Linked DNA regions of Homo sapiens: region 1 is linked to region 2. The links are chromatin contacts, found by Hi-C or POLR2A ChIA-PET in ENCODE. All regions are on one chromosome and are shown on one strand. The core of a region is the stretch at or near the end of the contact, and the rest is flanking DNA. Distances in the headings are between cores, read along the strand shown.

What was found. Hi-C counts contacts between places; a loop is a spot of excess contacts on that map. ChIA-PET counts read pairs that join two places held with the same protein, here RNA polymerase II (POLR2A). Pooled maps may share reads with other maps.
Region 1: a loop to region 2 is called in a map of gastrocnemius medialis, with 7 times the contacts of the local background. The contact joins the promoter of SYDE2 here to the promoter of CCN1 in region 2. A Hi-C loop is called at or near these places in 1 of 168 maps with a recorded cell type or tissue (gastrocnemius medialis) and 10 of 50 pooled maps. POLR2A ChIA-PET finds 5 or more read pairs at or near these places in 1 of 52 experiments (H1).

Annotation. Positions count from the first base shown.
Region 1 is chr1:85,197,636-85,203,299 of GRCh38, reverse strand. It overlaps SYDE2 (synapse defective Rho GTPase homolog 2), which reads left to right and starts at 2,284. Exons shown (of 7, transcript NM_032184.2): 1 at 2,284-3,048. The coding sequence starts at 2,304. LOC124904207 (a long non-coding RNA gene) reads left to right here and starts at 3,058. Exons shown (of 2, transcript XR_007066199.1): 1 at 3,058-3,149; 2 at 3,261-5,664. RefSeq lists a silencer at 1,396-2,545 and an enhancer at 2,558-3,169.
Region 2 is chr1:85,579,484-85,585,556 of GRCh38, reverse strand. It overlaps CCN1 (cellular communication network factor 1), which reads right to left and starts at 4,796. Exons shown (of 5, transcript NM_001554.5): 1 at 4,510-4,796; 2 at 3,979-4,192; 3 at 3,273-3,629; 4 at 2,933-3,141; 5 at 1,607-2,817. The coding sequence starts at 4,572. The coding sequence ends at 2,515. RefSeq lists enhancers at 3,138-3,659, 4,926-4,975, 4,706-5,228 and silencers at 4,076-4,125, 4,136-4,185, 4,196-4,255, 4,686-4,815.

The sequences.
Region 1 (5,664 bases), core at 1,035-3,534, 380 kb after region 2:
TGATCCTCCCACCGCGGCCTCTAGAGTAGCTAGGACTACAGGTGCACACCACCACATCTAGCCAATTTTTTTTGTGTTTTTTTTTTTGTTTGTTTTTGTTCCTCGTAGAGACCAGGTTGTGCCATGTTGTCCAGGCTGGTCTTGAACTCCTGGGCTCAAGCAATCTGCCCATCTCAGCCTCTCAAAGTGCTAAGATTACAGGCATGAGCCACCCCGCCTGGCCTAGAGCAGAGTTTTAGAGAGTGGGTAAGATTTCTGCAAATATTCTCTCTTATCTGCAAATCTCAGATGCAGGTAACAATTATTCCAGAAAGCAGAGACTAGGTACTAATAAAGGTAGTATAGTCAAAGCACATTCAGAGATTGGAGCCACTGGACAACAAGAAAACAACTGACATAGGAAAATATACTGCAGTTGCAAATAAGGTAAATTAGGGCAAAATTATTTCATTTTATTCAGTAATGCAAACATTTATTTATTCAACAAATATTTTCTTAAGTATTTGAGTATCTACTAAGTGCACGCACTGTGCTAGGTGTCAGCATATTTATGAGTAACTCAGAAAAAGGCCCTTTCTACTATGTAAACACTAAAAAAAGTAACTCAAATCAGGGATGATAGCACGACTGATTCTTATCAGTCACTGAATCAATTAATCTCTGGCAACGAGGGGTACTTGAGTTTGCAACTGCTGCCCAGAACCTGGAATTTAACGTTTTTGGGAGACAGCCGGTATTTCTAGATTACACTGTGTCTCAACTTCAATTCAATTGCTTCTCAACTCACTATTTAAATTAAAATGAAGTGTTAACTTTTTTATATTAGAAAGCTGCAAACCTGTATGATAATCTTGTAGGTAGGGTGATGAGGGACATAATATTTGTGGCTCCATTTTACAAGTTTTGGCTGATGTAATAATTTTGTTAGCATGCATTAACTGAAATAAAGAAGGAAAAACAGACTTAAAAGAGACATCGGTGGGTGGGTTTTGTTTTGTTTTTGATAAAAGAACTCTTATAGAAAAGGAATCGCTGCAAATTTCTTTTAGCTAGCTAGCTCTCTGGGCGATTAAAATGATTGATACATTTCTAGAACACATGCACCGAGATACACCTGCACTCGTACTTTGTCCGTCAAAACAATCTTTGTTTTCTCTCAAGCTAGGACTTGCTGTGCCTAAGACACACCTCGTGCAGCGGTGGCGGTGAAGGTGCTGGGGTGACAGCCAGGAGGGCACTTTCCCTTTCTCGGGCTCCCTAACCAAAACTTTGCAGCCACCAGCCCAAACTCACGTTCCTGCTCGTTCTTCTTTCCCCTGCCTCAACTCTCCCCGCACCCTTCGCGCTCTGTGCGCCCACCCCTGCTTCCGTCGGTCAGCTTCAGCCGACCTACTACTCAACCTACCGGCCCGCGCCCTCCGCCTCCACCTGCACCACTCGCCCACCCCGAGAACCCACCTCTGCCGCCCCCGGCCCGCGCGCCCCGTCGCGGCCCGGGGCTCCGGGGCATGCGCGTTGCGGCGCCACCGCCCTCCCCCACGCCTTCCCGCGGCAGAGTTATGCCAAGTATGTGAGGAGCCGGCGAGGGCCAGCGCCGGTCATGGGGAGCCGCCGCCGCCTCCGCCTCCGCCTCCGCGAGCGCGGTTTTCTCCCCAGCGGGGCTCCGACCTCTCCCCCTGGCGGGGGTGAGCCTCGCGGCTAAGGCAGAGGGGATGGCGGACCCTCTGAGGAGGACGCTGTCCAGGCTCCGGGGAAGGCGGGGTCCCCGCGGCACCGGGGGGCTAGGGCTCCGGGCGGCAGCCGCAGCTGCGGTGGCGGCCTCTTCGGCAGCCGCGGGAGACGCCTGGGGTGCCGCAGACACCCTCCCACGTGAGCACGCCGGGGGACACGGGCGGAGCCTACAGCAGCCCTCGCCGTCACCTGAGGCGTGGGGTCCCGGGGCGCGGGTCCCCGGAGGGCACCCGGAGCAGTTGGGGGCGCTCGGGCCTCGGCCGCGCGGCGGGCAGGAGGCCGCCCCCCAGAGCCATGGGCTCGCTCACGCCCCTCCGCACTCCCCGGAGGGCTCCGAGGACAGCGGAGAGGAGGAGGAAGACGACAAGGACGAAGACGACTACGACGCCGACTACTACGAAAACCTGCCCGGCGGCTCGCAGTCTGCGCCCGAGCCTGAGGGGGCGGAGGCGGAACGGCGTCCCCCGCCTCCCCCAGCGGCGGGCTCCTCCCTGGGGGCGGAGGGCGGCCGCCTGGAGACAGGCAGGCTGCGGACCCAGTTGCGAGAGGCCTATTATCTGCTGATCCAGGCCATGCACGACCTGCCCCCTGACTCGGGCGCGCGGCGGGGCGGCAGGGGCTTGGCGGATCACAGCTTCCCCGCGGGAGCCCGGGCTCCGGGCCAGCCGCCTTCCCGCGGCGCCGCGTACCGCCGAGCCTGCCCCCGGGACGGGGAGCGGGGAGGCGGCGGACGCCCTCGGCAGCAGGTGTCCCCGCCCCGGTCGCCTCAGAGGGAGCCGCGGGGAGGCCAGCTGCGGACTCCTCGGATGCGGCCGTCCTGCAGCAGAAGCCTCGAGAGCCTCCGGGTGGGTGCCAAGCCGCCTCCCTTCCAGCGGTGGCCGAGCGACAGCTGGATCAGGTGCGGCGCGCACCGGGACTGGGACGAGCCCCCGCCACGTGGAGGCAGGATGGACGGCTGGAGTGGGGACCGCGCCCGGGCGGCTGCACCCACCGGCCTCCAGCCTCCAGGCTGCAAGGACCACGGCTGCTCCTCGGGAAGCCCTTTCAGGGATCCAGCGGGGTCCTCTGTGATACGCAGTGGCAAAGGAGACCGCCAGGAAGGCCCCTCCTTCCTCAGGCCGCCGGCAGTGACAGTCAAGAAGCTGCAGAAGTGGATGTACAAAGGGCGTCTGCTGTCCCTGGGAATGAAGGGTCGTGCCCGTGGGACGGCTCCCAAAGTCACAGGAACGCAGGCAGCCTCCCCAAATGTGGGCGCTTTGAAAGTGCGTGAAAACCGTGTCCTGTCGGTGCCTCCAGACCAAAGAATTACGCTGACAGGTAGGATACTTTGCGATGAAAATGCTAGCACCGCGAGCCTTACTGTTTACCGACTGGGCTTCTGTCTTAAGAGCCAAGAAAAAGTTATGTTTTTGCGACAGGTACGTTACCGGGCGAAAGTAAGTGTCATGTAAGTGGCAGCTTAAAGTAATTTCGGGGTTACTTAATGTAATGCATTTACTCGTTTTGCTTTTTTTTTTCTTTTTAATCAGACAATGGCATGAAGAATTGAGGTTGTGATTTCTTCTCGAAAAACCAGTGTGTCTATTCCCTAAGTATTACCTAAAGGAGTAAAGGTTAAGTATAACACACTTTTAGTAGGTTTACAGATGGGCGGCACTGTCTTGATTTTTATTCTTTGTAGCTCTAGGCAAATCCGTAGACTTTTGTGGAGTTTGTAAATTTGAATTTGATTCAAGGTAGATTTTATAGGCTTCATAAACTGTCATTTTACTCATTACAACTTTTTTTTTTTGCCTCTCCCAGGCACGCACACACATGCATACATACACACAACCAAAAACCCAAACAAATCAAACAAAAAAAACCCTACCATAAGTAGAATTTTTTAGTCAGGTAGTATTTCACATACACCATCTCTCCACCTGCCTCCCCCCGACAAAGAAACCTCAACAAAGTAATCTTTTTATTGTGAAAAATCAAGGACACTAACATTTTAATCAAAAGAAAAATGTTCCTCAGGTAGTTTTGTTTTTAAAGCAGTCATTTGCAAACTTAAATCCTATTTATAAGAGAAGTAAATTAGTTTTTTAAAAAGTATATTGATCCTTATAATAGGATTAAGCTCCCTATTTTGTATGTGCATGATTTTTAACTATCACTGAAGGTTTAGGTTATCAATTCTAGAAACCAGTCAATTATGTTGTAAATATCAAAATATCTTTCCTGAAAGGAGTATAATATCTTCAAAGTGAGCCAAAACAACATGGTCTTTTGAATACTCTTACATATAAAAATTTTTAGTGATCATAAAGACTTATAAGTCAGGAATAATTTGGAAAACATTAAATCCTGAAATGTAAAAGGTATTCACAGTACTTGGCGGTTTCTCTGGTAGTAATTATAAATCCTACAGGACTGGATTTATACACATTAACTTTGTTTAACCAATAAACACACAACAGTGGGGAGAAACAAAGTTCACAAAACTTCTTATCAAACAATGAAGACAAATCAAATGATTCATTCAAAGTGTGTGCCAACTTGCAAAGTTTTTTCCTGTCTATACGGCTCTAATACACACCTGTCAAATTTTATTCTCAAGGTTAAATATTCCATTTCACTTGAACAAAAGGATAATAGAATGTAAATTCTTTGTTGAGAGGTGTACTTTATACTAAGTTCATATTAAACATGCATTTCCAGGAGTAATTTGTAATCATTTATTATATTTTATTGCCACAATATTTTTACCTCCCCCCCTTTGGCTTAGTTTTAACTCTTGGTACCATAGTTGAATTTCAGCCATAACAAAAAATAGTCAAATATTTTTCACCCTTTTGTCACAGAGCTAAAACACTTACCATGTGATGGCTTTTAATGCCCTCAGTAGTAAACATTCAAGGATTTTTAAAGTAATAAATATAGTTCCTTTAAGAATGAATTTGATTTTTGCATTAAGCAACTAATTAAATGAAACTGCTAACTTAGAAATTAAAATGAAACAATTATTATGTGATAATATTTTAGATATTTTATGAGAAATCTAAGCCAAAGCTACCATAATCTCTGGTTTAAACAACTCTCAGATGTTACTTCCTTTTAAACCACTAATTCATTTTTCAGGAGAGATGAAAATAATTTGTGCAGTGTTTACATATCTAGTATAGATTTGGAGAGCTTTTTAAAAAAATTATTTTTCATGAAGTTTAGTTGGTCTTACTAAGTCCATTCTGGATACATTAGGTGGTTCTCATACAATTTTTATAGCCCCCAAAATGGAGATATGCTGTCATTTAACAACAGCTACAAGAAAAAGAACAGAGGGATTAAGCAGTTTGCCCAAGATCACTCAGTTGGTACCTGTGTATGGATTCAAACTACTATGTGGATTCAAACCCAAGGCGTCATGAGTTTGAAAAAAGCCCCTGTTTACATAAGATCAGAGACTCTAGAGTTCTTTAAAGGTCTGATCCAATTAATTCTATTAAATTGCTTGGATTGAGGATATGGGTGAATTTCAACAAGGCATAGCGGGGTAAGTAACTTCCTCAAAGTTGCAAAGAAGATGGGAGAATCTTAGGCCGGGTTTAAAGACATTTTAAAAAGTAATTGCTGGGCCGGGCGCAGTGGCTCATGCCTGTAATCCCAGCACTTTGGGAGGCCGAGGCGGGCGGATCACGAGGTCAGGAGATCGAGACCATCCTGGCTAATACTGTGAAACCCCGTCTCTACTAAGAATACAAAAAATTAGCCGGGCGTGGTGGTGGGTGCCTGTAGTCCCAGCTACTCGGGAGGCTGAGGCAGGAGAATGGCGTGAACCTGGGAGGCGGAGCTTGCAGTGAGCCAAGATCGTGTCACTGCACTCTAGCCTGGGAGACAGAGTGAGACTCCGTCTCAAAAAAATAAATAAATAAATAAATAAAATTTAAAAAA
Region 2 (6,073 bases), core at 3,547-6,046:
TTACGTGTTCTAAATATCATAATTTTATTCTCCACTACTTTTAATTTCTTCAGGTTTTTCTATAGCTAAACAAAAGACATAATTTGCTTGTATTCATCTTCTTTATTAATTGAACACACTTATTGTAAATGGAATTGGCACTTTCAATCACCCTCATTATATTTACTAGGATGAAATTAATAACCCAAAGATTCAGTGTTTTCCCATACTAGGTTCTGTTTCACATTTGAGCTTATTTGGACAAATACTACTTCCCTGCACACTGAAAGGATCTGTAAAATATTGCTCCTTGATCTCTGCATAAGAAGCAATTTGTTGGACTCCAGTGTTGGAGAGCAATACTTCAGGGTTGATGCTTGGGAATGTGTAAATCTTGCCTATGGATTTAGATGTCTGTTCAACAAGATTGCACCACAAAAGCCTCACACCTTTATTATGTTTCACACGTTACATTGCACTGACAAGTTTAACTGCATCCACGACTGGGCCAGCTGATGTTTAAATTCTCAAATACCTTAACATTTGAATGTCTCAGGCAAGAAACCTGACTATTCAGAAGGCACAAGCTGTAATATTTCAGGCAAGTCAAAATCAGAAGTGAAGGCTTTTGGCCATAGATTTTACTAGTGCATTTATATTAACCTCTATGCATTTCCATAAGGCTTTAAAACCATTTCTTAGGCAGTATTTTTCTGTGGGTCTTCATTAAAGTATGGATCTTATTTAATCTACTTGGAAAAATCCCTTCAGGATCCCAGGAGCTGTCCTCCTCCATTCCTTTTAAAAGCACTTTCTCTTCTGCCTAAAAACTCAAGTACTCTCTTAACTAAGTGCGGACTGAAATATTTCACTATGGATTTGAACAGGAGCCAACAGTGATGATGAAAGGAAAACTTCTCCCTATAAAAGGTTTATTGTCAGCGCTTTCTAAAGATGAAGATGCTTCTGAAACAGACTACTGACATTTTCACAAACATTGACACAGCCTTCTCAACCTCTCCTAGACCTATGATTTGGGTCCCTTTCTTTTAGGAATGCTCTGGACCTTTGACCTTCTGAATAGCCAACTCTATATAACTGCTCCCTCCCCCATCAATATAACGTATATTATAAAAAGGAAAGGGGGATGGGGTAGCTTGGCCCTCACGCTATTGGAAAAGTAGTTGAAATTCCTTGCATTCCTTTGCATTTAACAGCATGTTTACCTAATCACCGGCTTATTAGGATTAACACAAGTCATGCTTCAAGCTCATTTAGTGAAAACAAACTGACTCCTATAGACTCAGATTTTTCCTCATAACAGCCAAGGGTAAATTTCTAAGTAGTTCTAATTTTTAGGAACGGTATTGGGAAAATATAAAGTTATAAACAAGCAAGTCTTTAGAATACATTAATTATATTCAATCTTGCCCATGGGTCTGGATGTGGGCAGCCTGAGTTATGGACTACCCCTTTTCATTAAAGGGTTTCTCTACTCTACTAAAGTGGCATGCCCACTAACCTGGTGATTAAAATAATAAATTATTATAGCCATCTCACAGAGTGATGGAGACCCTTAGGCTTTATATTCTGATGAACATGAAGCGCTGTTTTCTTAAATCACAAATTTAGCTTCAGAATCTTTATTGTGCTTCATACAATGTCGTGTTCAATACATGTTTTTTAAACATTACTTTATATGCAAAGACTTTTCTCTACTGAAGGTATAAAAGCAATCATTATCTTATTTTAATAGCTTAATTCACTGCTGTATCCCAATAAGTCCTGTTTGAATAATTGAGTACGTGAGCTAGGTTGTTCCTAATGACTTTGGAGCACCTCTAAAAATACCGAATGGCATACACTCAGATATTAGGTAAATATTTCTTTATTAAATGGTTAATTCCATAAATAAAATCTTTTCACTGAATATAAAATTAAAATCATTTACAAATTATTCCAGTATTACATTTCCCCTCCCTCCCCAAAAGCTACATTTTGATAAATAAAACATTCAGTCTTAAAACACCTGATTTCTGTTTGCAGTTTAGAGTGCAGATAGCTGCCTCTCACAGACACTCATGGAGTGTCCCCCTTCAGGAAGGGATGGAATGCCCTCCCATTTACTTTTGTCAAAGGACGAATAAAAGCTTTAAACTGTCCAACTAATCTTATTATCTCTTTTACGACTGTAGAACCCCAAAAGGAAAAAAGCCTAGAGAAAATATGCTTAGCAAATAATTTACAAACAGAAAACAGAAAGTCATCAACTCCACAAGCTCCAAAATGAAGCAGTAACATGTGCTCCAATACTATGAAGCAAAGTATTCTCCAATCGTGGCTGCATTAGTGTCCATCCGCACCAGCACCCTTGGCAGTTTCGAAATACCTTAATGCTCCTCAAGAATGAGCAAGGCTTCCTTTCTACAATGAGTCCCATCACCCACACCACCCCCGCCCATTTTCTCCATGATTCTGATTCTGACACTCTTCTCCCTTGTTTGTCTAGGTGTGCCCTGGAAACCCAGGTAGCATTTAGTCCCTAAATTTGTGAATGTCATTGAACAGCCTGTAGAAGGGAAACGCTGCTTCATTGGCATGCGGGCAGTTGTAGTTGCATTTGCAGGACTGGATCATCATGACGTTCTTGGAAAATGTCTCCCCATCTTCGCAGCGGAACCGCATCTTCACAGTCCTGGTCAGCTGGGGCGTGCAGCATCGGCCGTCCACGCAGGAACCGCAGTACTTGGGCCGGTATTTCTTCACACTCAAACATCCAGCGTAAGTAAACCTGACTGGTTCGGGGGATTTCTTGGTCTTGCTGCATTTCTTGCCCTTCTGTAAGAGAAAGGAGAGAAGGAAAGTTAGGGGTGATATTTCTCTTTCTTCAAAAAGATGTTCACATCCCACCCACCTGCCAGGCAACAGTCTACACGTCCCTGAAGGAACTTACTTTCAGGCTGCTGTACACTGGCTGTCCACAAGGCCGCACCTCACAAATCCGGGTTTCTTTCACAAGGCGGCACTCAGGGTTGTCATTGGTAACTCGTGTGGAGATACCAGTTCCACAGGTCTTTGAGCACTGGGACCATGAAGTTGTTTGAACAATACATTTCTGGCCTTGTAAAGGGTTGTATAGGATGCGAGGCTCCATTCCAAAAACTAGAGACATATAAGAGGGAAGACTTCTCAGAGGCATACCGACACAAACAGGCTCAAGCACTCATTTCTACAAAGATTTAGACCAGAAATGCATCTCAGTACAGTGTCTGAAGTGCTCAGTCTCCACTTACCAGGGAGCCGCTTCAGTGAGCTGCCTTTTCCAACTGCAATCAATTCATTGTTTCTCGTCAACTCCACCTCGGAGGCATCGAATCCCAGCTCCTTGCCAAGGAGGCCGTCCTGGTCCTCCATGGGGTCCTTGATACTATCCTCGTCACAGACCCACTCCTCGCAGCACTGCCCGGTAACTTTGACCAGCCGAGGGTTGGGACAGCCCAAGTTGGGGAGAGATAGTTCTTGGGGACACAGAGGAATGCAGCCCACGGCGCCATCAATACATGTGCACTGATGTTTACAGTTGGGCTGGAAACTTTCCCCGTTTTGGTAGATTCTGGAGTTATATTCACAGGGTCTGCCCTCTGACTGAGCTGCAAAGATCACCAAAAGAGAAAGGTAGAAGGGGATAAAGTTAAGATTCCAAACCACCGCCTGAAACTCATACATATTTTCTGCTGTTAAATTCAATTTATGGTAAAGTTCCCTACAATTCCCCGGAGACTCCAGACCAGAACAATAAGTTAGTCAGGAATCACTTTTCCGTATGCGCTTTCGTTGGGCCCAGACACACTGAATTGCATTCCAGACTGCTGAAATCATGTGCCTTTCTGCCAAGCTACCAACAACAAAGCATCACCATACATGGTCTCAGAATTACTAAACTTCTGGACTATGGGGACTAGTATTTTTTTTAAAGGGGCCAAACCACAAGCATCTTACCTCTGCAGATCCCCTTCAGAGCGGTGGAGCTGGCGCCGAAGTTGCATTCCAGCCCCTTGGTGTGGTCGCAGGGCTGCGTTTTGCTGCAGTCCTCGTTGAGCTGCTTGGCGCAGACCTTACAGCAGCCGCAGCCGTCCCGGACCAGCCCGACTCCCGGCGCGCACTTGGGCGCCTCCAGGGGGCAGTGGCAGGCAGCGGGGCAGGTGGAGAGCGCCTGGAAGGGGGAGAAGATACGCGTGAGACTCGGCGCGGTGCGCAGGAGGGGCGCCGCGGCTGCCGCAGTGAGGGACGGGGGTCTCCGACCCTATCGACGGGGAGCCTCTGATCTCGTCCAGCCCGGCCACCTCGGAAGGCTGCTCCCACCAAGAGGTCCCGACACGTCTTCGGGGGGAGGGGGAGAGTGCTTAAAGAAACGGCTACCCGCAAACGATCGCGAACTTTTTAACTTTTCCTGCCGTGGGCAATCTGGGACCAGGGGAAGGGGCTGGAGAGCGGACGGGGAATAGGTGGCAAAAGGAGAGTCCAACTCACCAGCCTGGTCAAGTGGAGAAGGGTGACGACTAAGGCGAGCGCCCTGGCGATGCGGGAGCTCATTGTGGCGCGCAGGAGTAGCCCGGGGCGAGCGCGGCGACGAAGACGCCAACAAGCTGGTGTGCAGCGGACAGGCCGTGCGCAGCGGGGTCGGGGTGGCGGCGCGGTGGGCCCGGTGGGCAGGGAGGCGAGGGCTGGGCGGCGGGCGGGCGTCTTTCGCTCGAGGTCCCGGCGGAGAAGGCGCGGAGGGCGCGGGCGCTGCTCGGGGGCGCTCTCGCTCGCGGTCTGCCCAGGCGCCCCGGAGCCCGCCTTTTATACGGGCCGGCGGAGGCGCCGCGTGTTGCAGTGACGTCGGCTCTGTCTGCGCGTTCCAGAATTCTCAAACATCTCAGGAATGCTGGTTGGCGCGGGCTGCTGCCAAGCGCCTCCCCTGGCTCCATTGCACCTTTGTGTGTGTGTGTGTGTGTGTGTGTGTGTGTGTGTGTGTGTGTGTGTGTGTGTGTCTGTGTGTGTGTCTGTCTCCCAGACCCGTCAAGAAAACAGTTCGGGGGGTGTGTGTGTGTGTGTGTGTGTGTGTGTGTGTGTCCCAGACCCGTCAAGAAAACAGTTCGTTTTTTCCACCTTAAATTACGACTTATGTTGGGAAGGGTTCTTTGGGGCGTGATGGTGGTGATGGTAGTTGGAGGGTCGTGAGGGGCGAGGGGGGCCAGTTCAGAACTTTGCCTGGACTGGGTGGGTGGGAGGACCTGAGAGGGAGGAACAAAAGTCGTTTTGTTTGGTGATGCGAGTTGACCGGGCAGCCACTGAAGCCCTCACCCGGGAAGGCAGTGAGCTGTTTGCTTTTTTACAGCGAAGGTGAGAGGCAAGTTATCTGTTGAAAGAGTAGAACGGGGAAGAGGAGTGTGTCTCTGAGTCAGGAATATTTGTGGACTTCAAAGAGGCGTGTTCGGAACAAGTCCCAAAGCTTTGGCATGATGTTTATTAGCAAAGTTCAGTGAATTGCAAATTAATACCCACAGTGGCATTTATGAATGAAAAGGCGGGGGGGGGGTGGGGCGGGGGGAAACTTGCCCATCGTCTGGCAAATTCCCAGGCAGAGGTCTCCCCCACTCCTCCAGCCCTTCCCTCTTTTGGGTATGTTGTACTTGTTTGTTTTTGGAGGTTCCCACTTTAGTTCCAGCCCACTGCCTGGGTTGGAAGTCCGAGAGGAAACGAACGCGGGGAGTTCTCCGGGAGGCTGACTTATACTTCCTCACGGATGCAGGAGACGGGGTAAGCCCTTCCCGCCTCCCTCCGCGGGCAGGAGGCTATGCTAACCAAGCAGCCAGCCAGAAGTGCAGGAGACCACCGTGGAGTGGCCTGAAATCATCACCTGCAAAGACCGCAAGGCCAAACCAGATTCCAGGACCATTGTGCCCTATGAATCTCTGGGAAAAGCAGACTCCTTCAAGCTGGACATTTTGTGGGGTTTTTAACTCCTTTCCTAGGGACCACTGGAAGCCTCCCATTTTAAATGAATTGCAATGCCCTTCTCTCCAAGTACAGAAAAGAGATTTAGGATGTA